Regions from separate parts of the Homo sapiens genome. Here region 2 is linked to region 1. Evidence: chromatin loops called from intact Hi-C (ENCODE). Cell type or tissue: psoas muscle. All regions are shown on one strand. Links, peaks and the distances in the headings refer to the core of each region. The heading gives the core; the rest is flanking DNA. Region 1 overlaps LOC105374786 (a long non-coding RNA gene). Region 2 holds the start of LINC02831 (long intergenic non-protein coding RNA 2831).

What was found. Hi-C counts contacts between places; a loop is a spot of excess contacts. Peaks named below come from ENCODE experiments on the same cell type or tissue, not always from the same donor. Only the 100,000 strongest peaks of a DNase experiment are listed, where the experiment ranks them.
Region 2: a loop joins it to region 1, with 2.4 times the contacts of the local background. A loop is called at or near these places in 13 of 110 quality-filtered maps.

The regions. Positions count from the first base shown.
Region 1 is chr2:67,629,536-67,644,983 of GRCh38, reverse strand. All of the region lies in intron 1 of LOC105374786 (a long non-coding RNA gene), which reads left to right. Among named protein-coding and RNA genes, the nearest start is that of LINC02831, 73 kb to the right of the region's middle. In psoas muscle, for the core only: no CTCF peak of the experiment used is centred there; no DNase peak of the experiment used is centred there; H3K27ac peaks cover 1,041 bases.
Region 2 is chr2:67,555,349-67,570,796 of GRCh38, reverse strand. It overlaps LINC02831 (long intergenic non-protein coding RNA 2831), which reads right to left and starts at 6,497. Exons shown (of 7, transcript NR_183413.1): 1 at 6,332-6,497; 2 at 5,911-5,994; 3 at 5,087-5,220; 4 at 3,913-4,021; 5 at 2,641-2,789; 6 at 697-795. LOC105374786 (a long non-coding RNA gene) reads left to right here. Exons shown (of 4, transcript XR_001739524.2): 2 at 5,153-6,369; 3 at 6,882-7,015; 4 at 7,768-15,448. RefSeq lists an enhancer at 3,946-5,145. In psoas muscle, for the core only: no CTCF peak of the experiment used is centred there; no DNase peak of the experiment used is centred there.

The DNA of each region.
Region 1 (15,448 bases), core at 3,988-11,987:
ATATGGAACAGCATTTTCTTAGAGAGTTATTTGACAAATAACACATTTAATTTGACTTGTGCAGGAAAAAATCAATCTCAGATTGTTTCTAAGGAATGCCAACATTAAGCTGAAAAATGAAAAAGTCAGCTAGCCAACTAGACATTTCTAAATATCCAGATACTTAGCAGCATGCTCAATAAGCATTTGCTTAGCTGGTTGGCACTTTTGTCTTGGAGGAAATTATGATCTGCCACCATAGATGCCTGAGTTCCTGCAAGTAAGTGGCTGAGAACAACCCATCCAAACTCATCTCATGTGAGCTGACTGGGAGATCAGGCCTGTCTTGCTCCAAAATTATAAATTTCTCCTTGGGCAAAAACTGGCTTTTCCTTCCTGCCTCTCTCTTGTATGTTCAGTGGCTCAATAAATATGTGTTGATGCAAAAATGGGCAATGCCAGGCAATTTAGATCTGTTTTTCCTGACCTAGGAGTAGCACAATGTTGACTGTTGACTTTCTTCTCTATAGAGCCTCACTTCTCACCAGCTGCAATGGTTTTTTTCCTTCTCCCATGGTGGTCTCTTCTCACTGCCTGTAAGACGCTAGCTCCCGAAGGACAGCATCCATTTCCTATTGGCTGTTCTCCAGTACCTACCTTAGTTCTGTGCACTTAGGAGGTGCTTTGTAGGTATTGATTGAGTGAGTGATGCTCTCAAAGGTAACCATATAGACTTTTTATGCTAAGCCACACTAGCCTGCTGCAGGCCTTCTTCTTTAGGCCACTTACATTTGCCATTTCTATCTGTCACCACCTTTTCTACTTCCTGAGGTTCTTCTTCACGTAAATTGGACTGAGGAGCCACAGTGTGCCAGCTCCTGTCTTCCTTTTTGCCCCTGAAGACAAACCTTCTCTCATTGTAAAGCTTTCCCTTCTGATCACTACAGGAAATCACATACAAAAACAACAAGTAATCTTAGGATGTTCTGATGGTCAGGGTCCTGTTCTGTAGCTCCCAATCCCTCTGAAGGGGTCAGTGAAAGAACTGGCTGTTGATTGCTGTAACCTGAATATAGCTAATATACCACATGGCACTCTCTATGCATAGTATAGATTCTAAGAAAGAGCATCCTGTCAGGGAATAATAAGAGAAAGATGCATAAATCTTACAAATATCATAGAACAGGAGTTGGCAAACTATGGGCCAAATTATTTTTTTAAGTTTTTTTTTTTTTTTTTTTAAATAAGGTTTTATTGAAACATGGCCACATTTGTTTATGTAGCCTATGGCTGCTTTTGGGTGACAACGGCAGAGTTGAGTAGTTGTGACAAACATTGTGTAGTGTGCTTAAAGCTGAAAACATTTACAATCTGGCCCTTTGTGGGAAAAGCTTATCCCTGTCTTAGAAGATGCCACAGTAGAAGAGCATTCTTAATGTACAAGAGACTACCTTTTTCCCCCTACTTCTGTTATGCACAGTGACCTCCATAGGGATAGCAGCTGGTGTCTCAAGAAAATAATTCATTTTATTTTCTCAACTTCCTATCAAAAATCCCTCTCCCAAATCCAGCCTAGGTAGTTCCTAACTCCTTCATCCTCATTTACCTTCTTTCGAATCAGATCCTTCTCTCCAGCTGTTGATTCCCCTGCTTTTAAAAGTCTAAATGCCAAAAACTTGACCCTGACTCTGCTCATTCTAATTTTCAGCTTTCTCTACTGTTTATTGCAAGCAACCTAAGAGAAGGTCCAGGATTCATGCCTGAAGACACGGGGTCTTCCTCAGAAGGGGTGCATAGACAGGATGCTAACAGGCTGATCAAAATGATATCATTTGCTCCTGTTGCATCATGAATCATTTCAATCCCAGTTATGCTCCTGAGGCAGGCTCACCAGCCACTCGCCTTTATGCAGTCCTGATGTTTTTGTCTAAATTCAGAATTCTCCATGGTGTCCTCTCATCTTACCTGTAGACTTCAGAGGTGACTGTCCACTCCTTCTCACACAGGTCTCTCAGGTGGAGGGTCTCCCCTCCCAGGATTTCTATGAGGGGACACTCATCTTCCAGGTCCTCTGCCCTTCCCAGTCATAATCCTAAAGGACATTTCCTCATTCCTCCCACAGCATTCACCTTTGCCACATGTGTTTGATGCCTGTCTATATATATACATGGATTTTTAAAATTTCTTTTCCTGGTTTCAAATATGAATTTTGTTCAATGCAAGGAGTTAAAGTAAAAAATTACATAAATAAGAAAAAAAATTACTTGTAATCCCATATCCAGAGATAACCAGTATTAACATTTGAATGTGTAACTTTTTTATTCTGTATGTATGCATATTTTATACACACACATATAATTATTACATCAAATTTTGGTCCAGAGTGTATATTTAGTTTTGTCTTTCTCTTTAGTGCCATATTCCGTGTCCTTGGTTTTGGATTTGTACTACTGTACACTGCCTTATAATTGAATCTTTTTTTTCATGAAGGGAAACCAGATTTTTTTCTTAATTAGATTAAAATCCTTGAGTGCAGGGATAGTTTCTCTTTTTTTAAATTCTCACTTTTTTCACCTCTATTTTCATTCCCACCAGCAACCAGTAAAACTTAGCAGCACAGAATGAGTATTTTGATAAATATTTTCTGAGTAGAATTGAACAGAATGAGGTGAGATGCACCCATAGCAGGAAACTGGAGCACCTGATATTCCCCTCTTGTTCTTGCCACACAGAGAAAGTCACAGCTTGAAACGAGTCATGAACGGTTCTTTGGCGGTATGCACAGTGATGCACCTGCTAAGTTACAAGCCCGATGAATCATTTGCCTGGTTATCTTGCTAGTTATGCTGAACCAAATGCTACTTTTCAAACCAAACAAGTCTAAACCAGAGCTCTTTTCTTGCTTTGGTCTTGGGTTAGTGTTTTCTCTGCAAATAGTCTCCCTATCTCTTTTTAAAAATCTGTACTAGTGGCCTTACAAAAACAATATTCAAAGAATAATTCTCCACTACTCCTGTCTCTTCTAATAGGAATTGTATGACATATTGCCATGTAAATTAGATTTGGCTCCTTGTTTTATTTATACAATAAAACTGAGCAAAGATATCAACCACAGGATAAATTAATTACAAGGCAGAGAATCCTGCCAGATATTTCCTTTGGGGGACAAACCAAACAAGAAAACCACTCCCCAAAACTTGTTCTTATCTATTTCATTACGTGCTTTGGCAAGTCTCAATGACCTGCTTATTTAACTAACCTAATGGGTTTGTTTTTGTTTTGTAATCTACTCCTTTGCAAAAGTTAATGTCTTTTTGCTTTAGTATTAAAAATTCTCCCTTCCTCTGTTCCAGTCTTCCTTATGGACCTTCCTCCCCTGCATTCCTTAGATGAGAAATTGCAAAAGTCACTGAAATTAATGAAAAACACACAGTCCTAACAACAGGAAACCAGAGACCCAATTTGGCCTTCAAGGGGCTCTGCTTAGGTGTATCATATTGCGTTAGATGATGTAAAAACTTCACGTGGGTTAATCAGAATGCAACCTCAACCCTTACTCAAGACACCTGTTGGACTGCTGTTTGCCCAAGAGGTTGAGTCTGCCTTAGTCTCCTGGGTCTATAATGCATTTAGCTCATTATCAACCCTTACTTTTTTTTTGTTGGGGGTATCTTCTATTTTTCAAAGCTCTTTCACCTCTGTTGTTTCATTTGATCCTTACTCAGTCCTGGGAAACATTTTATTTCCATTTTAACAGATGAGGAAACCCAGAAGAAACAGACTTGCTCATGGTCACACAACTGATCTCTCTCTCTCCCTCTCTCAACTATTCTAAGTAACTCACTAAAGTTTAAGCATCTCATTAATATTTCCACTTAACACCATTTAGTATATTTTCTTATTGTTTAAAAAAAAAGAAAATACATTCATATTGAAATGTTGCTCATAGTTTTATATTGAAAGTTAGTTCTAATTTCCACTGCTATATCTCATGATGTGTGGTCTGAAGAGACCCAAAGCTGGAAAGAAATCTAAATGTCGTCTGGTCCATACCCGGACTTCTTGGTCCTGCTTTCAAACTGTTGTCAACTGGGACAGCAGATTCTGTTTTTCTCCCCTTTCCCCTCCAAGTTTTAGCTTTTTGCATTGGACCAAGATATGACCTAAAGAAGTTGGGCATCCTGGAACTTATTCTTCTGATAAAAGTAAGATTCTCTAACAAAACGCCTGAAAGTCTTGGTGGCACATCTTAGCAGAGTAAGTGTGAGCTATGATCTCTTTGGAGCCATGTTTCTTGAGTGTCCATTTCAGAGACTCTAAAGGCACTACATGCCCTGCGAGGAGTAGGGCATAAGATGGCCTCAATCACTGCCCACTTCCCTGCTGCTAAGCTAAGTTGCAGAGCTGTAAACTGTATATACCTTGTCCAATCTCATTTTCTAGTCCCTCCCCATGTGTATAGCCCTCTTGTCATCCTCTAGCCTCTAATAAACTCTTGTTTAACTAATCTGAGCTGGGCTACAAGAATTTTTTTTAAAAAAGTTGGATGTCCATGCTTGGGAGAGAGTGTTAAAGAGGGAGAAGCTCCTTCTCTTTTCCTAGATGAATGTAGTTGAGCCAGATGGCCAAGGGAGAGTTGAATTTCAGATGTGAGAAACAAAACTGAATGGTCTAATCATGTTGGAGAGCATCCTTCCATTGTCCATCTTAAAGATTCTATTTTTTATTTTGCTAAGGATGATACCTTTTTTTTTTTCATTTTTCCTGAAATACTCTACTGTTAATTCATTTGACAAATTTATCAAGCACTCAACCTATGCAATATATATAAAGATTCAAAGATTTATAAGGTACTTTTTCTGTCCTCAAAGAACTAACAGTAGGTGAATAAGACCTAAACTTCAGTGAATATAATGTTGATGAAAGCAGGGAGGTACAATGTATTTTGGGTGTCACTCAGTAACAGGATCACTTTCAGCTTCAGATGAGGGGAAATCAAGGCAGGCTGATGGTACTGATGGCATTTGAACTGAGCCTGGGAGGCCAGGCTGAGGAAGTGACCTAGGCAGAAGCACAGGGGCAGGATGTTTTAAGGATTCAGAGCTCGCCTAGGAGAATAGTGGGAGAGAAAGGCAGCAAGATTGAAGCCAGATCAGGGATACCATAGAAAGCTTTGAATGCTAGTGTCAGTAATTCCCACACCATTCATCCACCTGCTGGTATAAATTATGAATTCCAAATAGAGTGGCAGATCCAGGGACATTATGCTATTGGAAGTAGAGTAAAAAGGGGACAGACTCTCTAGTCAGGGAGACTGAGTGAAAATCCTATGCCGGCTGGTGTGTGATCTTAGGCAAGTTACACAACTTTTCTGGGCCTCGGTTTACACTTCTGTAAAATAGGATAAAATTTTAAATGCCCTTACATGGCCACTGTGAGGATTAAATAAGGTAACATATGAAAAGTGCAAGATACAACAGATATGCAAAAAGTTTGAATTCATTTTTATCATTTCCATGGGAATTAGTATAGTGTTACCTAGAGAGTCTCTAAGCTTTCTCATAGGTACCCCATAGTCCTGGGAAGAAGCAATCCGATCTTTATCCTTTATCTTACTTGCATATTGCGTGGCTTCTACCTCTTAGCCCAGAGGTATATGGTATATTATAGAGAAGGGGTGGGTAAATTACGGCCTACAGACCCAATCCAGCCAAGAAAGGTTTTCAATGGTTAAGAAAAAAATCAAAAGAAGAAATTTTATAACACAGGAAAATTACATGAAATGTAAATTTCTATGTCTATAAATAAAGTTTTCTGGAAACACAGTCACATTCATTTGTCTACATATTGTCTGTGGCTGCTTTCCTGCTACAATGGTAGAATTGAGTATAGAAGCTGCAATAAAGATTGTATGGCCTGTGAAGCCTAAAATATTGACTATCTTGACTCTTTACAGAGATGTGCCAAATCTTGTTTTAGATTACTCCTGTCCTAATTTGTATTCCAAGAGTTATGATAAATGTATACAGTGTCAACCAAGTATAAGCTAAGTAATAATAGGAAATGCTTAATATTTTCATTTAAGATCTTGTAAGTATGCTTGAGGAAATTCTGTGTGAAGAAATGTTTTCTTACCTTCCGGAATGAATTTCCAGTGCCCCACACTTGTGTTGCTTATTCTCCGTCACTATGGAAGCATCACAGGTACAACAGAAAAGGGTCTATGACCCACCATGCTATTTGAATCTCAAAGCTGAAGCTTCACTATTAGAGAAAACTTTGTTGTGAAATTTAAATAAGCAGTTTACCTAAAACCATTAAAACAACAAAAGCTAAAAACAAGGAGGAAGGAAAATAAAGAACCTGTTGCTTTCTCATCAAGCTCTGAGACCTAGGGAGAATACCAACATTTATTTTTATAAAAATGCAACTTCTCTTCTGAACAAAGGGATGGATAAACATCTTCAGCTTGCCTGTGAATGTTCCTAATGTAGAAACTGGCTCCATGAAAATCTCTCCACCGTTTTCTATCCTTGAATCAACTTTAATATAGTAACAACCAAAGGGTAAGTTGTGCTACCTATGATATCTGAGAGGCCAAATCTTTCCTCTGTCAGCAGAGTTATTTTAGACCCAAGGAAACGCATGCTGAATGCCCTTCTCCTGTAGCCAAACAGCAGTTTTCATAGCACTAAGTTACTGAAAGGACATCTGAGCAGGCAGGGCTCGGAATATAACCTGTGGGCACTGTAAAAACTCCTTGGGGACACTAAAGCCACTGACAGCTTTTCACTCATTCATTCATGTATTAATACTTATCAGGTAAATAATTATCAACACAAGCTATGTTGAGATCTATGGGAGTTATAAGTTTAAATAATGTTATTTTATTTACTCTGTAGTAATAATCCACAAAATAGGCACATTCTCTCCCTCCTTTCTTTCCTCCCTTCCTCCCTTCCTCCCTTCTTCCCTTCTTCCCTTCTCCCTCCCTCTTCTACTCCTCCTCCCTCTTCTTCTCTTCCTCCTTGTTTTTCTTTTTTGTTTTTGGATAAGGTAGTCACAAAACTGATCATCTATATGGTATGGACCATAATAGCTATAGGATTTCAATAGCTTACCATCTATTATCAAGGTAAGCACAGGCGCGTTTGAACCTAGAAGAGAAATGCCAGACCCCGGCCAGGAGGGTCAGAATGGCTTCCTGAAAAGATAATACCTGGGATGAAACCTGAAGCTTCACTTAGAGTTTTTTCCATGAAGAATACAAAACAAGACTATAATCCTTAGTGAAGAACGCCCTGCAGATGAAGACTAAGGGGTGAGCAAACCCTGATTATCTGGGCATCCACACGGAGGTGAATATGGCTGGAGGACAAGATGTAAGGTGGGTCTGGTACTGAGGAAAGTGGCTAGAGGAGAGTAGGAACTGTCTTATCAGTGGGTTTGTGTATCATGCCAGGGAGCATGAACTTTCACCTGAGGGTAAGGGAATGCATAATCAGGATAGGATTTTAGAAAGATCATTAAGAACCAGGTGGAAGATACATTTGAGTGGAATAGAATAGAATTGGTTGTTAGAAGGCCAGTTGCTGTAATCCAGACAAGAGAAGCAAAGAAGGATAAACTCTTATTGGAAACTGGACTCTCTTCTCTCTCTTCTTTTGATCACTGAACCTTCTCTTGGCATGTATCTACTAATTGCATTCTTATTTGTAGATCTACCTGGCTGTTTCTCCCACTGGCTCATGGATTTTGCAGAGGAGGGATTATGCTCATGTTGTCACCGAAGATTTCATGGAACATTAGACACACATAAGACACCGCATCAAGTGGCCTAACAAATACATACTTGAATTACCCTTTCTATCTCAAGAAACTGTGCATTCAATAAGTGGTCCTTGGTAAAGCAACCAATAGGTATCATCCTAGTGAGAGTAGCGTCTATGATTGTCTTGGAGCAACAGGTATTACTATGCCCTGTCACCACCATGCCGTTTCGGAGTCTCTTGCTCTGTAGAAACCCAATATTCACTCTCATAAATTCAAAAATATTAGATTCCTGTTGTTTTGTCTCTTCCAAGCTTCATAAAGTATCTTTCCTTTCAGAGAGTTGCTTATCTTGCACAAACTAAAGCAGGAAGATATTCTTACAATAAAATAGGAGACTAATATCTAGGGCTAGATTTACTTCTATTAAAGTGCTAGTTTTGATAAACTTTTTTTTCTGGAGGCATTGAATCAATCAGTAAATCAGTTTTAGCACTGTATAAGGAAAAGCTTTGATTGTTCACTAGTATTCATAAATCGAATGACCTATCTAGAAAAGAGAAGGTCCCCTGGCCCCAAAGCTGAGAAAGATCAGGGGCATCTTCTTGGATGGTACCCAGGATATTCCTGCTTTGGGGAAGGCTAGAGGAGATGAAATTTATGGTTACTTCTGATTAAACGATTCTGCAGCCCTATTGGTTAGAAGTCAACTATTTGATGTTTTTCTTCCCATTGGTTTTAAATGTTGACCATATAACAGAACCCTTTCCAAGAAGATATATTTAGCAAATGCCAATGCAAGAATGAAGAGAAGTAAAGAGGGAGTCGATCTTTTTTTTTGTATGTATGTATGTATGTATGTATGTATTTATTTATTTATTTTTATTATACTTTAAGTTTTAGGGTACATGGGCACAACATACAGGCTAGTTACATATGTATATATGTGCTATGTATGTGGCACGTATACACCATGGAATACTATGCAGCCATAAAAAGTGATGAGTTCATGTCCTTTGTAGGGGCATGGATGAAGCTGGAAACCATCATTCTCAGCAAACTATCGCAAGGACAAAAAACCAAACACCGCATGTTCTCACTCATAGGTGGGAATTGAACAATGAGAACACATGGACACAGGAAGGGGAACATCACACACCGGGGCCTGTTGTGGGGTGGAGGGAGGGGGGAAGGATAGCATTTGGAGATATACCTAACATTAAATGACGAGTTACTGGGAGTGGATCTTATCTGACCCTCCAGACTCAGAGCTATAGCAGAAACTTAAAGATTCTCACAGAAAAGGCATATTTATCTTTTTTGATATCTTGAGCCACTGTGAATAAATACTTTGGTCCTTTGTGAAATGCATGAAAGACTTCTTTTTGATTTCCAATAGTCCTAAAACAGCATTTCCATTTCCATGGAGCTAAGGATCTGATTTAAAAAAAGAAAAATCCCAGCCTTAGAGCTTCTCTAGTGTGGGCTAATATGTTTGGTTCTGGGGTAGATGTAATTTGTCTTGGGGTTAATGTTTTAACTCTCACCTCATAGGCTATTTCAAAAATTATAAATCAGGATATACCTGACATGAAAAAGTGGAGTTGGGCTGTGAGACAAGAAACTTGGGGTCTAGTTCTAGTACTGTTATGAACCAGCAATGTCTCCTTCAATGAGTCCCTTAATGACACTAGGCCTTGGTCTTCTTAGCTACCTAATGAGGTAGTAAACTAGGCAATTTGGGAGATTTTCCTCATGTGCCTGCATTGTATGACTTGAAACTCAATTCTTTTGTGAAAAAGTTTTGACAAGCATGAAATGCCTTTGTATGAGCCTACTGAGGGAGGCTGGATCTCTAGGATGAGAATTCACAGTTTTGTATTAGCTCTGCCAGATACTCAGTGCCTCATCTTTTGGTCTGCTTTTAAAATTTATCTAGTTAAAGACACATGAGACACATTGCTCTTCTGGGAAATGCAATGGCTCAATATATTAGTAGTATTTTTGTGAGTTGGGCTGCTGAGACCAAGACATAGGTTTTAAAGTCATGGAAACACAGCATTTTTGTTGAATTCCTATATATGAAGGATAAACATTTCTTTCTCTTCAAGTGGTGTTTATGTTATTCACCAGAAACATGATTGATAACACATAAGCTGGGAGGTGATGGTATATTTATGTGAGACCCACACAAAGTAATTCCACATGGAGAAATATCCTATAACACAACCATTAGGGAAGTCTTGACCGAAGTGTTCCTTTTCCTCCAAGGAAAAATATATCTTTTAATAACGGAATAATTCATCTATTTTGATTCTTTAGACTAGATTATGACCTGAAGTTACTGCAATACTACAGGAAATCAAGTTTGATTTTGTAATATAGTCAAATGAGTACTTTGGAGTGCCATGTCTGAGATCAATAAGGAAGCAGTAACTACATTTACTGTCATATGATGATATTGAGGTAAAAACATAATGGTCAAAATTATAAAATCAATTTCATAATTTAATCAGAAATGTTTATTGATACTGTTAAAGTTGAATTCAATAGCTTCTGGTATGTAGTTAATTTCCTACCTGTCAGAAAAATGTATTGAAATGTTCTTTCTTGAAAATGATTGGAGTTAATTCAGTAGAGAAAACAGCAAAGTTTCATGCTAATAGATAGAGAGTTCTTCTCTCTCCAACCCTTGTTGGATGCAAATGCTAGAAGTTTTTTGTTTGGTTCTTTTCAATACTGCAAAACAAATATCTATCAGCCACCCAAGTGGTTGGGACAGTCATCCCCTAAAATATAATTAATTGTCTTTTTGGGATGAAGAAAGTATTTTTAGCTTTATTGTAAAACTGCAAAGATGAATAAGCAACACATGTAGAGAGGTGTGGGATGGCTCAGTAGCTTCTTATTAAATGATAGCTGCTAAAAAAAATGAGAAGAAAGGTTAAGCTCTAAAGACTGGAATTCTTTAATGCTTTTACTTTGCCACTAGCTACTAATTTTGATCTGTAGTCACATTAAGCTGAAAGTGTCTTAATTGAAGCAAAAGTCACTTAAAGGAATATCTGCAAGAATGACTTGTATATTTGAAATAAAGCTTTTGGGGATTATGAGAACCTGTCCAATCCATTCAATTTAAATGAGATAAAAATCAAATTCTGAAAGTTGAGCAGTTCATTCAGAAGCATGAAACATCTTTGTTGTGACAAATACAACTTTGAAATCCTTTATGATACTTTAGAAATGATCCTTATTCAAAACTTAACAGTGGTTCCCCATTGCACGGTGAATGAAGTCAAGTTTCCTTATACAGACATTCAAGGGTTTTCACAATCTGGCCAAACTCCCTTTCTGGCTCATCTGCTTGGCCTTCTATCACACTCTCTACTTTGCTTAAACTTGCATTTGAACTCACCTGCAAATGGTTCCATGCTCTTTTCTTTGTGAGGAATTGTTCTCTACCATATTATTTGCTTAGCACTTTTGGTATCGATTCAGATCTTATTCTGCCTTATATTTGCATATTCTTTTGGTGTCTGTGTCTTGCCTCATCAACTAAACTAAAAAATCCATGAGGGTTGGTACTGCACTCTGTATCCTCCAGAGTGTTAAGCAATGACACACTGCATTGTAGTTGCTCAGAGTATTTGGTCAACTAAATGTTTTGCAAAATTTTTAAGATTAGGGTTTCCAGAGGCAGCATTTGGGAATGCAGCCACATTTAGGCTTTGAGTGTGCTTTAATTCATTGCAATAAATCAGAATGAAGAAATCATTCTTAATTAGAATCATAAAATTTCTGGACAGGATGAAACTGTGGGTCTCACTGGATGAATGAGATAAAGGCCAGGAGAATTCCCAGAGGTATTTAGCATCAGCGTCACCATCAGACTCCTGGTCTCCACTCCTCTTTATACTGCGTCATGATGACTCCTGAGGAGCTAATTCCAATTATCCACCAATGACAGGAAATGGGAGGCAAGTTGCTTTAAAAATGAACAGAATCCTTTGAGTAGAGGTGATGGTCCAGAAGTTTTAAGAATTGATGACAGAAGATACCAAGAAGCTTTATTTGGGTTGCTAGTTATTAATTGACCTTTGGGTATAAAATGTTCTTATTAAAACAAGTGAATCCAGCATTCCAGCAAAGAAAAAAGATAAACTACCTGAAAAAACATATTGACTCTATTGTGAAACACAGAATTAGCTGAATAGGTGTTCTGTCCCTAAGCTTGGGTGGAATCTGTCTTTAAGATTGTTCCCCTTTTCTCTTCAGTTGTGCTGCTCCCTGCTGTCCCTGGACCTTCACCTGCTTCATGGCACTGACATTTCCACTTGTTTTGATTATCCCTATTAATGTCAAATGCTCACGTTAAAGATTCAAATCTAAGTTTCGTTAAGTGTCAACTATGACTGTGCTTACACCAAGAAAAAAAAGGATATATTTAAGCATTAAAAAACCACGTAAGGAAATATAACTGTATATTTAATGCTAGTGTGAATTTGTCTACAGAACCTATGTGTTCCAGCAAAAATGACTATGAAACAAATCCTTTTTTTCCATTAACTCTCTTATATGTTTCTGTAGGGGAAAACATCCAATTATTTGGGTTAACATGACCAAAGGAGAATATGTTGGGCCGTTGATGCATACATGTAATACTATATAAGACATAAAGACTATTATAGCACTTTTCAGATATAAGATCTACCATTCACTAATGCTTATTATGTGTTGAACCTGTGATAAATGCTTTATATATTTCATTTAATCATCACAATAACCTTACATTATCTATATTATGATCCTCACTGAAATAAGCTTAAGAGAATGGTATTTGAAGCCAGAGAAACCTGAGTTAAATTCTCATCTCCTTCATTTACTGGCAGAGAGACCTTAAGTAAACCACTTACTTACCTCTTCTAAACTTCAGTTTTCTCAGTCGTAAAAATGAGAATAATAATAATACACACTTCATGGGACTGTTGTAAGTATTAAAATAAAGAATGCAGGTAGAGTGTTTGCAAAACCCCAAGCATGTTGTAGATGTTCAATAACCGTTAGCATTTTTTCTTTACTATTAATGTAGATAAAAATGCTGAGCCTTGAAGAAGTTAAATAACTTGCTTTGAGCCACACAGCAAGTTAGTGGAAGAACTCAAATTTAAACCCAGGTCTCTCCCAAGTTTCAGTGTCTGGGAAAATATTACAAGGGCCCATGAACTATTGGAGAATGACCAAGGCAGGGTAACTTAGGATGGAAAAGAAAGAAAATATGTGTATAAGACATAACAGGAAGAAAAAGATCACTGACAAGCTGTGACAGAGGGAGAACGCTGATAAATAACCTCAAAGTTTTGAACTTGAATTAATGGGGAAAAAAAGGAAGCTTCTGGTGCCCTTGGACTGGAGCCCAGGAGCCTAAACCTGCTGCTGCTAAAACTGCCAACAAGGTGCTGCCTCAGCTATAACCAGAGCTCTGCATGAGAGCCTGCCCATTCTGGGACTCTAGAGGCTGAAGCTCCCCTGCTGCCACCAGAAACTCTTAGCAACCACAGTGCTGTGGAAATCAGAAGCAAAGAAAACAAAACAAAACAATGCTTCTGTCTTTTGTTCCATTAAAGAATGGAACAAAAGTCTTCAAACAGTTTCTCCAATTGGTAGAAAGTAACAAGAACCTAGCTGGCAAGGGGCCTTGGGAAATGTAGTCTGCAGGCTTCCAGCCCCAGCAATAAAGAGCAGAATAGAGAAGGTCAGGCTGTGGGGCTGAAAAACAAAAGATAAATAAGCAGCATAGGAAGAAACATTACAAGAATTAGAATTTTCAGAAGGTAGAAATGGTTTTAGAGAATATAAGTTGTTTCTGTTTTGGTTAACTTATATCACAAGGAAAGGTAAATGCTTTTGCTCTCAGAAATGCATTAAAAAGAGGATACATTATTTGTTGTAATAGACCTATAAAAGTTAATTAAATTCCATTACATAATCATGTTTTAACATAAAAGGAAAGTTAATTGAAGTAAAACATAATAAGTATAACAAGTAGGTAACATGTACATATCAGCTCCTGCCATATTTCTCCTGTTATCAGGTGCTACTTATGAGAATTACATTTTCATTCATCTATAGAACCTTCAATAATTGAGAAGGAGTCACTTGAATGATGAAGATCCGTAGGTGCATAAACTAATTCTATTCCATTTCCTTTTAATAAGATACAGATAGTATCCTTAGGTAACAGAATACTGATGCTTTGGTGTCAAAAGTTCTCAAGCTACCAGATTTTGTCTAAACTTGGTGGTAAAGCCCTTGACTTTCTTCTTGTACCCAAGAAGAAATTATAGAAAAACTACTGACTACTTTCTGAGTATTTATTTTCCCCTAGATTTAGTCCTTCTCACACTATTTGCTTTCTTCCCCTTTTCTTTGTTCAGTTAAAACAGAAGGCACCTATATCATGAGACCCTTAGACAGTTCTGTAAGCAGATGAGGGATGCTCTTAGGCAATTTTCCACAGGCCAACTCTTCCTTTACCTGCAAACATGAAATCTGTACAGTAAAGTTCAGAATCCACAGCTGAAAGGGCTATCATTTGAAAAAAAAATTTGCCTCTCAAATATTTAAATTGTTTTACATAGAAGGTAATATTTTCTGTTTTCATCAATATTATCTTCATCCTTAGACCAAAAATTTTAATGATACTTCCTCTTTAATTTCTATTGTCTTCCTCAGTAACTATGGGGCAAATGTAGGTAACAGCATATGAACTTCTTAAACTGTATCAATTGTCTAGTTCTTTGCCTACTTGAAAATTTAGATCAAAGTCTTTACTTGCTTTGAAGTCTCTCCTTACTATCCTAACTTTTTGTTGTTGTTGTTAAGACAGGGTCTCACTCTGTTGCTTAGGCTGGAGAACCCAGGAGTTCAAGCTATTCTTCCACCTCAGCCTCCCAAGTAGCTAGGATGACAGGTGCATGTCACCATGCCTGGATAATTAAATACCCTTTTTTTTAAGAGATGTTGGAGTGGGGGGTTCTCACTGTATTGCCCAGGCTGGTCTAGAACTCCTGACCTCAAGTGCTCCACCCACCTTGGCCTTGCAAAGTGCTGGAATTACAGGTGTGAGCCACTGCATCTGGCCCAACTTATAGTAATCTCTGTAGCCTTTTAAAAAGTGGCTTTACAAAAACATCCAAGGCTTCACATCATTTTACTTAGGATTGGACTGAGGAGGGTTTCCTGCACTCAAGTTTTCCAGAGAAGCAGAGGATGGTGGTGACCATGCCCACTAAAATGGCTTTATTAATTTCTTGTTGGCTCTCCATCTACAAAGAAGTTTCCTACTAAACTCCACTATGGCCCTTGGTCCATTGGCTCACATCCTGGTTTTGCGTATTCAAAACCCTCCATGCCCAGTTCCACAAACCCTGGGCAATGGCTAGGCCAGATGAAGTGCCTTCACAGTGACTAGGGCCAATCATTATGGTGCTCAACAATCTCTGGGCTTCCCCTCCTCTTCCTGGGCACCTAGCCCCATCGAACCACAGGGGAGCCATGGGACTGGTTCTGGTCAATGAGGATAAATAGATCCTGGCCTCTAAAATCTGCCACAAGATTCTTTGCTCTCTTATCTTTCTCTTTTCCTGGTCAGATGCAGAGGATTCAGTAGAAGGCTGCAAATCAGAACTGTTTACAAGTT
Region 2 (15,448 bases), core at 4,067-12,066, 74 kb after region 1:
TGGCGTACCATCTGTTGTCTGGATCTTCCTAAGTGATTTTCTGGGTTGGCTTTCTTTTTCACTGGGAATAGAAGAAGTTGTCAAAAGCCCAATGCATTCTTTTCTGCATTGTAAAACCATCAGGACTTAAGGAAAAATCCTTTAGCAATAATTGATTTGTTCAACTATCATTCAATTTCAAGTATTTTCTCTCTCTTTTTATTAAAAATTACTTAAAAGTTGCGGATGCCCAGCTCTGGTCTTTTGAGTGTGTTCCCATCTACTTTACCTCCTATCCTTAGTGAGTTTGCCACAATTACATTGTAGTTTGAAAACTAATTCCGTTTGAAATGTGTTAAAATCTTTCATTTAACACCAATTCTTTTTAGATATCTTTAAATTCAGACAACTAGACTAAAAAAAAAAGGATTGATTAAACCTGACAAATTTGAGTTGTTGGAAAGTGTTTTAAACAATTGTCTAGGCCTTTGGAAAATCTACTTCATGTTTGTCTCTAGATCCTTTCCTGAATTTTTAGTCTCCTTTTATTTAGAGAAAAGTTGCAACCATATGTTTCTGATTCATTTATAACTAATTTATCTAGAATTAGCTCAAGAAGCTATTGTTTTGTAAGAACATGTACTTTAAAGTTGTATGTAATCCATTTTAAGCCCTTTCTCTTCTTTAAGTAAGGAAAAATTATTTGCCAAACTTTACCTGAAAATCCAAAATTGGTTTGTTTCAAGATGCTGGAGCCATTAACAGTACTGAATGTAAGTCAGGGTATTGCTCCAAACTCTGTTCCTCCATGTTTGCCTAGAATTGGTATGGATACAAATTTGTGAACATGTCATTAGATCATTGGGCAGCACTTGACCAGTCTGCAGTTGAGGTTTCCCCAGGACCTAAAAAACATCCATAGATCTGGTTATGCATAGATTGATGAGTCTACTGACTGGTGAGGCCATTTTAGGACATTAAGAGATTTGGAGATACAATATAGAATTGAATCCCCCATTATTGCAAATGTTTCGGGATTGGAAAAATATCTCCACATGGCAAGATGAACCTTTGTAAACCAAAGAAAGAAACAGTTTGCATGGACTAAATGCAGTTTAAAACATAAAGGAAACAAGATAATGAAAATTTTGAGAAACTAAATCAGTGGAAGAGAGCTGGCACAGAAATGGTGAGGGTGAGGTGAGGAATGGGTCTTTGAATGGTGGTTCTAAGTCTAGCTAACAATCAGAGTCACCTAAATGGACGCTTGTTTCACAAGCACAGATTCCTGTGACACAGGATGGTTTGGTTCAGGTGCCTGTATTTTCTAAAAGCTCCTCAAGTGACTCTGATGATCAACCTAGTTTGGGGACCATATTGTCATTGGAAACATTTGTAAACTTTTCATGCATACAAGCATACATATACCCCCCATTCCCCAACACACACACACACACACGAAAGCACAATTATCACAAAGGAAACTAAAGTCCAGTCTGGGCCACAACAGTCTCTTTTATCCCCTGAAATCTGACTCTGCCTTCCCTCAAACTTTAGGAATAGAAATCAGGTAAGTTAGCCGTTTTACTTCTGCGTTCTTCTATACAATTCAGACTACCTCTTTCACCAGGTCTCAATTCAGGGCCTGAGGTGGGTGGGAGAACAAGACAAAGTAGATAGATAGCTACAGACACCTGCAACTGTGGGGAAGCTCTTCCTTGTGTCTTGAGTATTTTATGTCCAGCTCACAACTTTATTATGTGCTCATGAGAAAAGCCCCAGAGTCATTACCAGGAATCCTCTATCTACACCAGGACTACATTATGTAATTTTATTGCTTTTTGGAATCTTGTCAGTATCCTCATGGAACTCTTAATTGCCCAAAAGGAGTTGAGTAAAGAGGTTGGTGATGATGCCAAGTCCAGTGGGTAAGGATGGTCAGTCCATAACACCAGATTGCCCATCCATTCAGGGCAGTGCCTTCCCAATAGACTGACTGTTTCCAGATTATGTTTGGGAATGGGTCCAACTTTGTTTCAACAACTAAATTCACCAGGTAAAAGCTCTCCTTATGATTTTACTAGACCAGCATTTTCAACAGCCATTAATGAGCCAAGTACTATGCAATTTTATAAATTAAGGGATTCGGGCTATAATTATGTGTAAATCCTCCCCAAATTACCTGCTCTAGTCAGAAGGCATGGTCTGAAAAAGGAAGCAATAATGTTTTGGAAAATCATGACATTCTGTAAATAAACTCTGGCAGCAAAAATTTCTTGGCAAAAGTACTGTTCAAGTCAATAAGCCTCAATTTATTGCTACATGAATCAGAAATTAATTCTTCCTCAGTCATTTCCATACTTCTGAAGTATGACATCATTGGCAGAATCTGAACACTCTATGGGTACCTAGACTCTTCATATAGTAAGTCAAAATGAACGTAAACAGTCGAAGAGGGAAGCACTTAATTTTCTTGAAATTTTCTGGTGAATTGAGTTTACTATAATGAGAATATATGAGGCTGCCAAAGGGTGTGAGGGGGATGGGAGAAGTGGAGTTATTATGACCTTGGTGTCCATAGAGACATTTGTATTCTCTGGGGGATAACAAAGCCAAATACTCAAAAGTCTGTTCACAAGGAGACATTGTTGCTGGGACTACCTTTTATTCAGCTTTTTTGATCCTTTTCTCCATTTCCAAGGAATGATATAATCTCTGATTCTGCTTTTGGAGTCCTTCCCAGCCCATTCCTTTGTTGTCTTCTAACCTTCCATCCATGTGTCAGAGTGGTGTGAAAACATCCAAGCATCCTGCTTAGGAAAATGTATTTGCTGTTGATATTGTTTGGCAAAACACATTGATAGGGTATTTTGATTGTGAAAAGTGAAACCTCAAGTCAAGATCTAGAGGCAGGAGGCAAAATAAAGGGGACATCGAATTGTTCTTACGTGAAAAGATGCGGAAACTTTTTTGTGTGTGAGCAGCCTGAGAGCAAGAGGGGATGAGGGACCCAGAAAAATTGGAAGTGTGGAGCTACAAGATCAAAGGAGAGAGGTTGGCTTAGTAACATGGTGGGCATCAGGGATAGCGGGGGCATGGGCCAAGTTGTTTTATAATGGCAGTGTTTGATATTACATTTTAAATTGTTTGCTGCGTTGCTCTGAGAACAGGAGCCCCTTGGGGTACCATGAACTTGAGTAGAGTTCATTATGTACACTTCCTTGTGTTGGTGATCATTTGGCAGAGGAATTAAAAGGGGATGAGGTGACAGCCCACACTGGGGTCAACCTATGTGGTGAGATGGTTACAGAAGATGAGACACTGGGTAGAAGGCAGACTATTAGAGACAAATGAGCCCCTCAGACGCCTCTACTCTCATGTGAGTCACCTCCCATCTCACAAGGGCCTCTGTGGTCATCTCTCAGCTGATCTTGCTCTTCCCTCTCCTGCCCTTCTACCACCCTTTCTCTACAGCAGCAACTGAGGTGAGCTTTAAAAATGTAAATCTGATCACGATGGCTTCTCATTCCTTTCAGAATAAATTCTAAATTCTCTGCCATGGTCGACCAAGCCCTGTGCAGCCTAGCTCATGTTTGCCCCTCCGACCTCCTCTCTTCCAACTTTCTCCTTCCCTCCCACTGATCTACCCACACTGGGCTCCTTGCCATTTCTCCTAGACACCAACCTCCTCCCCATCTCAAGTTTCTACACTTTGTGGCTCCTCTGCCTGATAAGCTCTTTGCCCAGATGCTGGCATAGCTGGATCCCAGATATCATTCAGATCCTAACTTACATGTCACCTTTGCAACGAGACCTCCCTTGACCATCCTAATTAAAATACTCACCCCTCAACTGCTACTCTTGATTCTTTACTCTGCTTCATTTCTTTTCATTGCACTTATTATCACCTTCCATTTTTATTTATTTGCTTACTTATTTGCTGTCTGTCTCCCTGGGGTTGACAGCCTCTAAAACAGCCTCAGTGTTCTCTGCCTTCTGGTATTTCTCATCTTGAATGTGGGCTGAATCTAGTGACTTCTTTCTAATGAGCAGAATTCAGGAAATGTGATGGGATTAGGTTACAAAAAGAGTGTGACTTGCATCTTGCCTTCTCTTGCCCTCTCTCACTCTGTCTCTGGGGTCCTTGTTCTGGGGGCTGCAAACTGTTATGTTGTGAGTAACCTATGGGGAGGCCCTTGTGGCAAGGAACTGAGGCCTCTGGCCAACAGCCAGCAAGGACCTGAGGCCTGTAAACACCTGAGGCTGTGTGAGTGACTTTGGAAAAAGGTCTCCTCCCAGCTGGCTTGGAGATGACCACAGCTCCAGCTCACACCTTGTAGCATTATGACCCTGAGTCAAAGGCCCCCAGCTGAGCCACACCCAGATTCCTGACCCACAGAAACTGTAGGGCAGTAAATGTTTCTCATTTTAAGTCACTAAGTTTGGGGGTGCTTTGTTATGCCATAATAGATAACACACTGCTCCACTGGAATGAAAACTCCATGTGGGTAGAGACTTTCTCTGTCTTGTTTCGCACTCTCTCCTAAACAAATAGTATAATGCCTGGCACACAAAAGGCACCCAATATATTTTTAGTTTAAATTAGTCAATTAATGCTGGGATCGGAGGGGAGAACACTGAGTTTTTCAAAATATGTTGAATCAGGTCTTGAGCCAACATTGATATTTAAAGTCGAGGCTGTTCTTAAAGTTGACTCCAGAAGTCTCAGGAGTACTCATGTCACAAACATGCCGGTAATACCGGGCTCATAATACTAATCTCTTGAGCACGATTATTGATGCTGGTCTCTGTTGCTGAGCAAACTTCCACTGACGAGCCCAAGCTGAGGGTGGGGCCAAATGTTACCCAGTTGCTGTGTGCATTTGGAAGAATGACTCAAACCTCCCACACTTCCTTCATCTGTAAAGACCTCACTGGGATGTTGGTAATACAGAGAATAAAATACGTAATGGGCTAAGGTTTGCTCTCAATAAATGGTGGTCTCCCCTCCCTCAGGGAGCTTGTTATCTAAGTGAGGAGACAAGATCTGTGCATAAGGAAGATGATTCACAACACTCCACATGAAGCATAATGTGATGTTACATACCAGATGTTTTCCAGGCAGGAGTTACAATGGAATAATTAATTATTTTATGGTTCTTCTTTTCTGTAGGGTGTTGGGTGCACATTTGTCACCTGGGAATACTACCAGCAAGCCTCATATTTTTTCTGCAATAAATGCTGGAAAGGAAAAAGAAATGCTGAAAATGATGAAGTAATTCCAATTCTGCTGATAGAGACCTGGAAATGCACTAGGGAAAAATGACAAGAGTGTAACACACTGCTGCTGATTATGTCATAATGATTATTTTATGCAGTTTGAAGAAGACTCACTGTTCTAAAGAACCAGCATCCATTTCCAGGAAAGAGCAGGGATTCTCCATCCATACCTCCATGGGATGAACCACATTGAAAATAATGATTTCCTTCTAATAGCTTACTCTACATTATATAAAGAATTCCTTGGGATTCTAAAAAAACCCTAATAATATAGTAATAATAACAACAGAGGTTTGTTTTTGCTATTTGTAGTCTAATATTCAGATTGTGAGCAGCTGTTTTGGAAGGCAAGATGAGTGAATAGATGTGAAGTCGTCTTAGAAATGTCCAGGCTTCCAAAAGAAATTTCACTTTTAAAAGAAAATAGCCTAATGTGAACCACATTAGAATCAGCACATCTAATCCTACGGAGAAAAAGTGACCATGGCTGTCTACACATATAGGCAGGTCATTCAAGCTCATTCAAAAATTCCACTTTCACTGGTGGTCTGTCTGTGTCCACATGGTGACAAATGGCCCCGGCAGGGTTTTTGAGGTGTTGGCACCACCAGTGAGTGCCAGATGGAATGTGGTGAAAGTTCTGATTTGTACCTTTCAGACTAAAGGTACTTTCCAGAATGGACGGGTCCTTCTGGCTGCCTTTTGTAAGTGCAGCCACAGGTATTCTGTTGAAGCCTGTGGGTGAGAAAGACATAAACAGGTGCTATAAATTTGTCAGACCAGGAAGCCACAGGCCGTTTAGTAAATGGTAAACCCAATGGCCCAAAAGAACAAAGGGGTCTCTTTTCATCAGAATGATCAGGCTCATTCAACAAATATTTATTGAGCACCCACTTTCTGCCAGATGGAAGAGCCACTGACAAGGCCTCTTATTTAAAGAGTGCCTGAAGTGAGGAAGCAAACCCCCAAATCATCTGGGATGGTATGAACTGAACTCTGGACCGCAACATGATGGAAAGGAGGAGCTGGGGTCCCAAGGGCAGTCCAGACAACCTGAACCTGTGACACTCACCCTGCCCACACACTCTCAGAGCTGCAGCTTTCACGGGGGTGAGTTTTCTGCCTTGATTTACTCAGGCCAAGACCTTTCATTTTCTGGAGAAAATACAGGTTTTTCTGTAGTATTTCACAAACAAGGCAATTCTCTCAGGGAGGTGAAACAGCATTGCTTCTCAACTGAAATCTGAATTTCATCTTCCTAAGTTTATATCGTTGAGTCACAATTATTGAGTCATAAAGACCAAAAAGGATGTTGAAAGTTAATTTATTTACCACACTATGGCTTAGACTATTCTAGAAATATGAAAATATCTCCTATTAAAGCAGACTTTCTGAGGAGAAACCATTGCTTTTTCAACTAACGTTTTATCATGTTTTATTGCCTTCATAGTTAACTATTTTTTTAAATCATATCTAACATAAGTCCCTCCAGCAGCATTTTATATCTCTTTTACAATACTTTGCCCTGGATAGTTGAATAATAGTTCATCAAGCCTCATATAACAGTAATTAAATTGTCACCTTGGTGTTTTTCAGACCCAATTCTTGCTAATTCTTTGTAGGTGACATGAATGCTTGTAAATGAGCTTGCTGAATGGGAGACCAAGAACGATGATATTGAGCTGTTACTACATGCCAGACATTTAACCCTTTCATCCAGGTTATCTCAATCATTCCTTACAGAAAGGCTTTTGAGGTAGGTTCAATCATTTCTCGCATTTTATAAGTGGGAAAACTGAGACTCTACGAGAGGTCAATATTTTACACTAGACCCCCACTGTTGGAAGGGGTGGAGCTGAGATGTATTTCCAGTTAATTACACAGATAAGACTGCCCACTTTTTCTATGAATATTTCCAACTATTAGATTGAGTGAACCTTAATTAATCAACATATTATTTTAAAAATAACTTGCTCATGTTCTAATGCCTGTTTGTCACTCAAGTGTTTGCAAAATCAGGGAATAATTTTTTTCTAGACTTTTACTCCTTTTCCAGATATAAGCTCTTAAAAACCTTTGTTTAATCTTTGACTTTAAATCCACAAAACATAATAGCTGGTGAGATACCTAATACCTTTGCTATTTTCTTTGAGGATACAAGTCTTGATATTTATCTCTTTAAGCCAGTAGCTCTCAACCTTGGCTGTGCCTTAGAATCACTTACAGGAGCTTTTAAAGATCCTGATGCTGGACCACACCCAAGGCCAATTAAATTAGGATTGCTGAGGGTGATACCCAGGTGATTACAATGAACATCCCAGGTTGAAACCACTGATTTAAACAACTCTTCCCTGGACTTTCCCGTACCTCCATTTCACCTGGCCTGCTGTGGCTTTCGCTTATCTAGTTAGAACTGTAATTTGGCCAGTTCATCGCTCATTCCCAAAGGGGATCTCATTACCTGTCTCTAATACAGAGTCTGAAAAAGCTAAATATTCTGTCTTCCAGATGTCCTTGCAACTGGAGGTGCCATATGATACAGTTCTGCCCAAAGACAAGAAAGTGAATGTCTGTTGAGGGCTTCCTATAAGGCCAATACATACAGGTGTTCCCAACAACAGGTAAGTCAATTCAGCTGGTTGGATTTTTCACTTTTCATCTGAATGTTTACATGTATCTGAATGTTTCCATAGACATAGACTGAGCGTGTGACTTGAGTCAAAGTTAATTTGAGTAAGAAACCAAGGGAGAATTTTATTTCTTTTTATTGATGCCTCAGTCTCTTTCCATTTTTTCATAGAGACCCAGGAGTCCATGTTAAAAGTGTCCTAAAGAGGAGGTAAAGGCTAAGGAATTTGAGAACCCTAAGATTTTCTTTGAAATTCTGTGGAGATGATGCTAAGAGGATCACTTATAAATGCTTATTGGATGTAATTTCCATGTTGGACAGGTGATATTTCCAGGGAGAAGCTTAAGGGATTGTAGGTAATATAAAGTCTCAAGGTAGAAAACACTGACTCTGAGACTGTGTATTTATAATGTGTGTGTGCATGTGTATGTGTAATTCATTTGCTGATCTTTGTTTAACTTTTTATTAAACTATAATGTATGTGCAGAAAAAAATGCACATATTATAACATAGAGCTTAAAGAATTTTCACAAATGACCATATCTTTGAACCCAATACCCAGGTCACAAAACAGAACATTACCAGAACCCTAAAAACCCTTGTTCTCCCTTCTAATAACTACCTTTTTGGCCAACAATAACTACCAGGCTTCCATTCTTACCTTTTTACAAAACAAACCAATGAGTGGAAGCGCAAGGTCACCCCTTCTCCTGTTTTCACTTGCTCGCGATTGACATGGGGAAGTAAAACCTGTACTATGGCACATTTAATTATGGGAAAATGAAAAGAAAGAAATAAAAACCAGACCAACAAAGCAAAGATTTAAGTTGGCATCGCTTTCCATATCATTGTGATGCCGGCAGACACTCAATAAACATATCAGCATTGTTAAAATGATTTATCAGCCAAATAGTTGAATGTAAAATATTATCAATACAGGTGTCATCATTGATCTTTCTTGGGTCTCACTGCTGAAGAATGGGGCTGTAAGATGATTTCAACAAACAATCCTTGACAGGAAACCAAAGGCAACAAGGCACAGGGACAGACAGCTGACAAATGCAGTATGGGGCCATTAAAGCATGTGATGAATTTGCCAGGAAAGTATATATTTGTGCAAGAGGTGAGCTCATATCTCCCATAAATTTGTCAGCCGTGACACAGTGTTCTCCGGCTTGGCATGAGTAATGCCTTGCTATTTGCGCCTTTGTCTGGCAAAAGCTCTATCAGTCACTCCAGGGTTATTTACAAAGAAACGTGTCTATCAGTTACAAGGACATGACTTTGCTGCTAAAAGATAACAAAAGAAGAAATCAGGCAGTGGCCTCTCAGCGAGGGATGCGTCTTTTCCAGACAAGCTCTGGACTGGAATGAATCAGATGGACGGCAATTGGCCGGGCTGGCCCAGTGCCTGGCATGACCAGCCTTAGTGCATTTATCCACACTGATTAGATTAGAAATTATTAATAGGGGGCTACGGAGTAGAGCAAAAGGTCATTTAGAGTTTAATTCTGTTCTCAGATAACTTCATTTCGGCTGATGGGATTGTTATTGTAGGGGTTTTATATGTTTATAGGAAACAATATACTCAATAATGAAGTCCTGCCTCCTTCTGCAAGGTCAGGAAAGCTATTGTGTAGCTAGATTGAAGTCTTCACAATTGTGTTAATTAAGTAACAGTGATTGGACTTGGTCTTCTCTTGAAATGCATTTAAGAGCCTAAAAGCTGCTGAGAATGTATTCTTTCAATATAAATATATAGTAAAGCAAGTGAGACCAGAAAGCAGCTGACGATTGAGTAAACAGAAGAGCTGACATGAAGCTTTTACTTAAGACAGGAGCCTGGTTGGCAGATGTAACTTCTTGCCACATAAATACAAATGTCTTGTCAGTTTATGATTAAACATAACAGGTCCCTTTTTCTTACTCAATTCCTGATGAATCTGAAAGATAAAGCTGTAGAAAGTATAGTTGATGGTCTCATCAGTTACTTTGTTGCCTTGCAGGCCTGCCCATTTGAGGCAGATGATCAGAGTACGGTAAGAGGCATGTCCTTCTCAGATTAAAGGGCCATAGCCTTGGTCTTGGCTCATAGTCCAGGGTCATTCTGGAGAGGGAACCCAGCTTTGTCCCCTCCTTTGGAGGGCTTATAACTCAGATATTAACATTTGCTGAAGATGGTTGTAATTTTTTTTGTTCTGAGGTACAAGATCTCTTCTAAATAGCTAAAAAAGAATTTAGTTGATTCTAAGTGAAAAGTGAGTTCATGGAAAGCACTTTGTTGCCATGTGTTTCTTAAAGACCACAGAAGACTTTTGGGCTCCAGTTAAGCAAGTCCCCTTCGATTTGGCTCCAGATGCAGTGATACCCCACGAAGGGGAAGTTTAAAGTGAAACTTGGCAACTGGTGATTGAGTCTTATCTTCCCAACTCTCCTCCAACGCCCCCACCCACACATATAAGAGAACCACCATCCAAAGACAGAACTTAGGAGAGTTGTTGAATTGAAATGATAGTTTCATTGATGTAAGTTTTGTAAAATACCTTTAAGGCAGAGATTCTCAAATGGAAGTGATTTTGTCCCCCAAGGGACATTTGACAATGTCTGGAGACATTGGGGTTGTAACAACTAGGAGTGGATGATTGCTACCGGCATCTAGTGAGTGGAGCCAGAGATGCTGGTAAACATTCTGAAATACCTGCCCCCTACATAGAACAAACAGTCATCCAGGCCAAAATGTCAATAGTGTGAAGGTTGAGGAACCCTGCTCTCAAGAACCTTTGAATCAATGAAGGATGAGGAGTTGGGAGAGGTTACTCTCTCTAGGGAATGGGTTACCATACAGAATTTCTACTTAGAAAAAAAATCTATAATTATGACATTATAAATAATCATACTAGAATTTGGAAAAATTTCTTATAAAATGTGCTTGGCCAGGCACGGTGGCTCACACCGGTAATTCCAGCACTTTGGGAGGCTGAGGCAGGCAGATCACGAGGTCAGATCGAGACCATCCTGGCTAACATGGTGAAACCCCATCTCTACTAAAAATACAAAAAATTAGCCAGGCGTGGTGGCGGGCGCCTGTAGTCACAGCTACTCGGGAGGCTGAGGCAGGAGAATGGTGTGAACCCAGGAGGCGGAGCTTGCAGTGAGCCAAGATTGTGCCACTGCACTCCAGCCTGGGCAAAAGAGTGAGACTCTGTCTCAAAAAAAATAAAAATAAAATAAATAAATAAATAAATAAATAAAATGTGCTCATTTCAATGAAAACTTGGGAGATAGAAAAAATTGCTTTTTTTGTGCCACATGATTTTAGAGTTATTTGCTACATGTGCTGCATGATTTTAGAGTTATTGTGGTGTGATGAAATGTCAAGACTCAAAAGCTTTGTACGAATATGCATGAGGTGGCATGAAGTACTGGAAGGAAGACTAAACTGAGATCCCATATATCTAAATGCAACCTTGTCATTGATGAAACATGAGCCTGGTCAAGTTCTTTAACCCGTGTAGGCCTCAGTTACTGTTTCTGGCCAGACACTGAGACTGAGAAGCTTGACATCACTACTTGGCTATTCCTTCCTCAACCACAGTCATAGCCAGGACAAGGATTTCTCCTTATTTCTGAACCTAACAGTCATCCCTTCCTTTACATTACCAGTGGCCTGACTTTAGTTTGGGTCTTTGTTGCTTCATGTCTGGACTGTTGTAGTGGTTTCCTAGCCGATGGTTTACTCTTGGACATATGCTATGAAATGCTGCCATTTTGTCTGTTTAAATCATTACTTTTTTCATGTCACTCCTTTCAAATTCTTCAGTGGCTTCCCGTTGCCTCTAACAGTTACTCTTGGTGTGACACCCCCATCCCTCCCTGATAAGCCTAAGAATGCTTTTCTATCTTTGTCCCAGGTGTTTGCCCTACTTGGGTCTTTGCTGTCTCAATCATGTTAATGCACTTACTACCTTCTTCATAATGGCATATCCTAGAATGAAAGTCTTATCGCTCAGCATTTGTTCAGAAGCACCCTCCTTCCTGGAACGTTCCCTCTCTATTGTTCTCTCTTATCCTTCTTTCAAATCTGAAATCCAGAGCATCTCAAGAAAGCTTAATGAGATTTCCAGTAATATCTCTGTCCTCTAAGTTCCTATGTACTTATGATTGTCTGAGCAGTATGCATAGTACTTACTGTATTTGACTTTGTATAAAATTTTTCTTCTCCCTTCATTTACATCTTTCATCCCTTCTCAACTAAGAGAAAAGAGTCCACCACACTGAGTAGGCTTTACAGGATCTAATAGGGGGTTCAATGGGAAAGGTAAATAAATGTTTTATACCATCTTCTGGGTTTCTTGCACATTCATGATTGGCTAAAACTAAGACATTTTGGGAGAGAATTGTAGCAATGTATTCACACACATAAATTAAAACGTAAAGTCTTTCAATAGGCTGTAAGCCTCATCGTGAGAGTCACAATGCCCAAGGCACCTTGTGTCCTCTTGGCTTTGATGTAAAAGATGTCCAAAGAAGGCTTAGGTGGATGATTTTATTCCGTACATGCTTTTCTATGTCAAAATTATCAGTGAAATAAAAGTAGTATCCAGGATTGGGGGACTTTCGGTTACTACAGAAAGCACTTTGCATTTAAAAAAATATTTTACTAGCATAATTTTTTTGTTATTTTTGAGAGAAACATCTCTGTTGAAATGTGTCTCTTGTAATCCAAAAGTGAAAGTTTTCTTTGAAGGTCTCAGTTGACTCTTGTAACACATTCCAAAGACAATGGATTCCACTAGACTCCTAAACTTAAACAAAATGATCGAATTTTGACATGGAGTTGGAGAAAGTGATCCATATTGCTTAGTGTTTTGGGAGGGTGCTTTTTGTTGTTTGTTTGTTTTTCTTTAGAAAGCTGTCTGGGATATAGATATAATGTGTGATTTTATGCCACACCAGCATCAAAGTGTTCTTTTCATCTTTCCTTTTGACTTAAGCGTACTCATGATTAATGTATGCCAATAGATTTTAAAGATGCAGCCATCTGCCTTGCCTTACCTGTAAGAGTTTGTTTGTTCTTACCTCCTTTGTAGGTTCCCAAAGTTTTATACATCCTTTATGTATAAAAAGGATGGCATGGCTGTCTATATACTGCAATATTCACGTCAGGATTTCCAAGTCTTTGTTACGACATAGGTTTTTTTTTTTTTTTAAACTGGAGTCACCAACATGATTGCTAAAGTTAGATACACTTCTTTATTATTACCTGACTTGTTTTGTTTTTAATCTATGCATTTGCTAATGTTACTCCCTTTGACTAGACTGCTTCCCTTTTAAAAGGACAATATAGCTAAATGCAATGTTTCTTAAAGTGTGGTCCCTGGACCCGCAACATCGGCATCATATGAGAACCTGTTAGAAAGGCAAACTCCCGTCTTACTTATTGAATTAAAAACTCTAGGGCTGGATTTTAACAAGCCCTCCAGAGCTTCTGATGGAAGAATAAGACAGAGAACCACTGGCTTTATTGTTCACACTGTGGCCTCTAGGGCAGGCTGCTTGAATTCAGATATTTAACCTTCAAGTCACTTAACTTTCCTGTGCCTCGGTTTCCTTCATCTATGAATGGAATAATAATAGTACTATCCATATAGAGTTTTGGTGAAATTAGACTGAGATAATACATTTTAAAAATTTAGTAAGTCCTGGCACCTGGGGAGTACTTATAAACTTTAGCTGTTTTTTTCAATTTTTTTTCCATTCTCTAGGCTTACAGCACTTCTTCCTCTTGATCATCTTTCCAATTCTTGATGGGCTGACCCCTTCCCCTGTCTTGAACATCCCTGACACCTCTCCTGATGTTGTCAATGCAGGGAGAAGGGTGCATATATTTTTCTGTAGTCAAATACTGAGGTTTCCCCTCATTAACTTATTTTTTTCTTGAAAACCTGTACTTAATGAGGAACAAACAAAGAGGCAGAATACAATGCACTTATTTTTTTCTTAGGTCTGGTTTCTATTTAAAATTTAATCTAATTTTTTAAGGTCCAACTGTTTTTTTTAGGCCTTGGGAATATGAACCGTACTTGTTTAGGCCTTGGGAATGTGAGTCTGTACTAGCATAATTGATATGAGGATGGATGGTTGGGGGGTGTTTTCTGCCTGTCTTCAATGATGAATCCTTCTTGTTTGTTCTAGATGCTTCTGGACTTGTTATCCTGTGTCATTTCTACCTGGTGCCAGTTTTTGACAAATGATAGTAGCAAGTTGTGGTATGCTACCTCAGGTTCCTATTTTCCCTGAGTGCTTGGATGTAATAATTTTAGAGACAGCCAAATGGTTAATGAGTCTTGCCCTCAGGAGCTCAGCACAGAGGGAATCCTCACTAGCCTATCAGATGCCTCCTTGGAAAATGGTGAAAGTGTGAGAGAGCAAGATGAATGGACATTTGTATATCACATTCTTTGAGAATTGAATAGGGGATTTATGGTGTTCCCTGACTTGACACACTTCACACTTGTCATGTTGGCACATTGCATTATACTCTGCTGCCCATGGGGCTTTTGATGATGTTTCAGAAACAGGTAATAGATGTTTCTGTGCTGTATCCATGCATTTGCAGAGAAAGATCCAATATTAAAAACAAAGGTACAGTAGAATCCATCGCTATCAACCAAACACAAAAGCCTACCTCTGCTCTCTGCTGTCTCGTTAGTCTCAATTCCTTACCCGACATATATAGCCCTTCTCCAACTAGATATGGTCCCCCTGAAATAACAGCATAGCCCATAATCAGTGCTGTTGTTTTATGCACGGTTTAACATTGATTTGGGAGTGGCGCAATTGGTGACCACTGTTCTGGCAGCACAGTGCAGTAGAAAGAACACTGGATTAAGTATCATGAGCTCTTCATGTTAACCGGGGACCTCCTGGGTGTGAGCTTGGATGAATCTCCAATGGCCGTGGCCTAGTTGCCTCGTGGAACACCGGTGCACAGAAACTCCTGACCAGCCTCCCTCCCAGGAGGAAGACATTAGAACTTGTTCTGAAAAGTATACTTTTCATACTTTTTTGATTTGCTAAGTATGGAAGTGAGAGAAAACCACCTAATTGACTATTCGTGAGGCAGTTGGAATACAAATGTATTTACCCTCAATTTTACAGAAAGAGAAACAGGGCCTTTAAAATGGTGAGGAAGTTTTTTCAAGGAACACTGTAAGTGATAGCCAAAGAAGGTCTTGACTTCTGTCTTCTGCTTACTAGTTGAGGTTCCCTGAGATTTCTATATCTGCCTTAAACCCACACCCCTTAGTCCTTACTGCCACCACAGGCCTGGGCAGTAAGGAATCAGCAACAGCTATGCTGCGGTCAGGGTAAGAGGTCTTTTGCTCATCTTTTGGGTGAAATTCTGCAGCAATCCTTGAAAAAGAAGGCTGCAATAATAGCTGTTACTAAATTTTCTAATAGCCAGGCAAAAAAGAGGCCACAGATGCATTTAGTTTTATGTAAAAATGTTTTAAATGAAGATTTCTTTTACAACTGAGTTTATGAATGGAGAGTCTA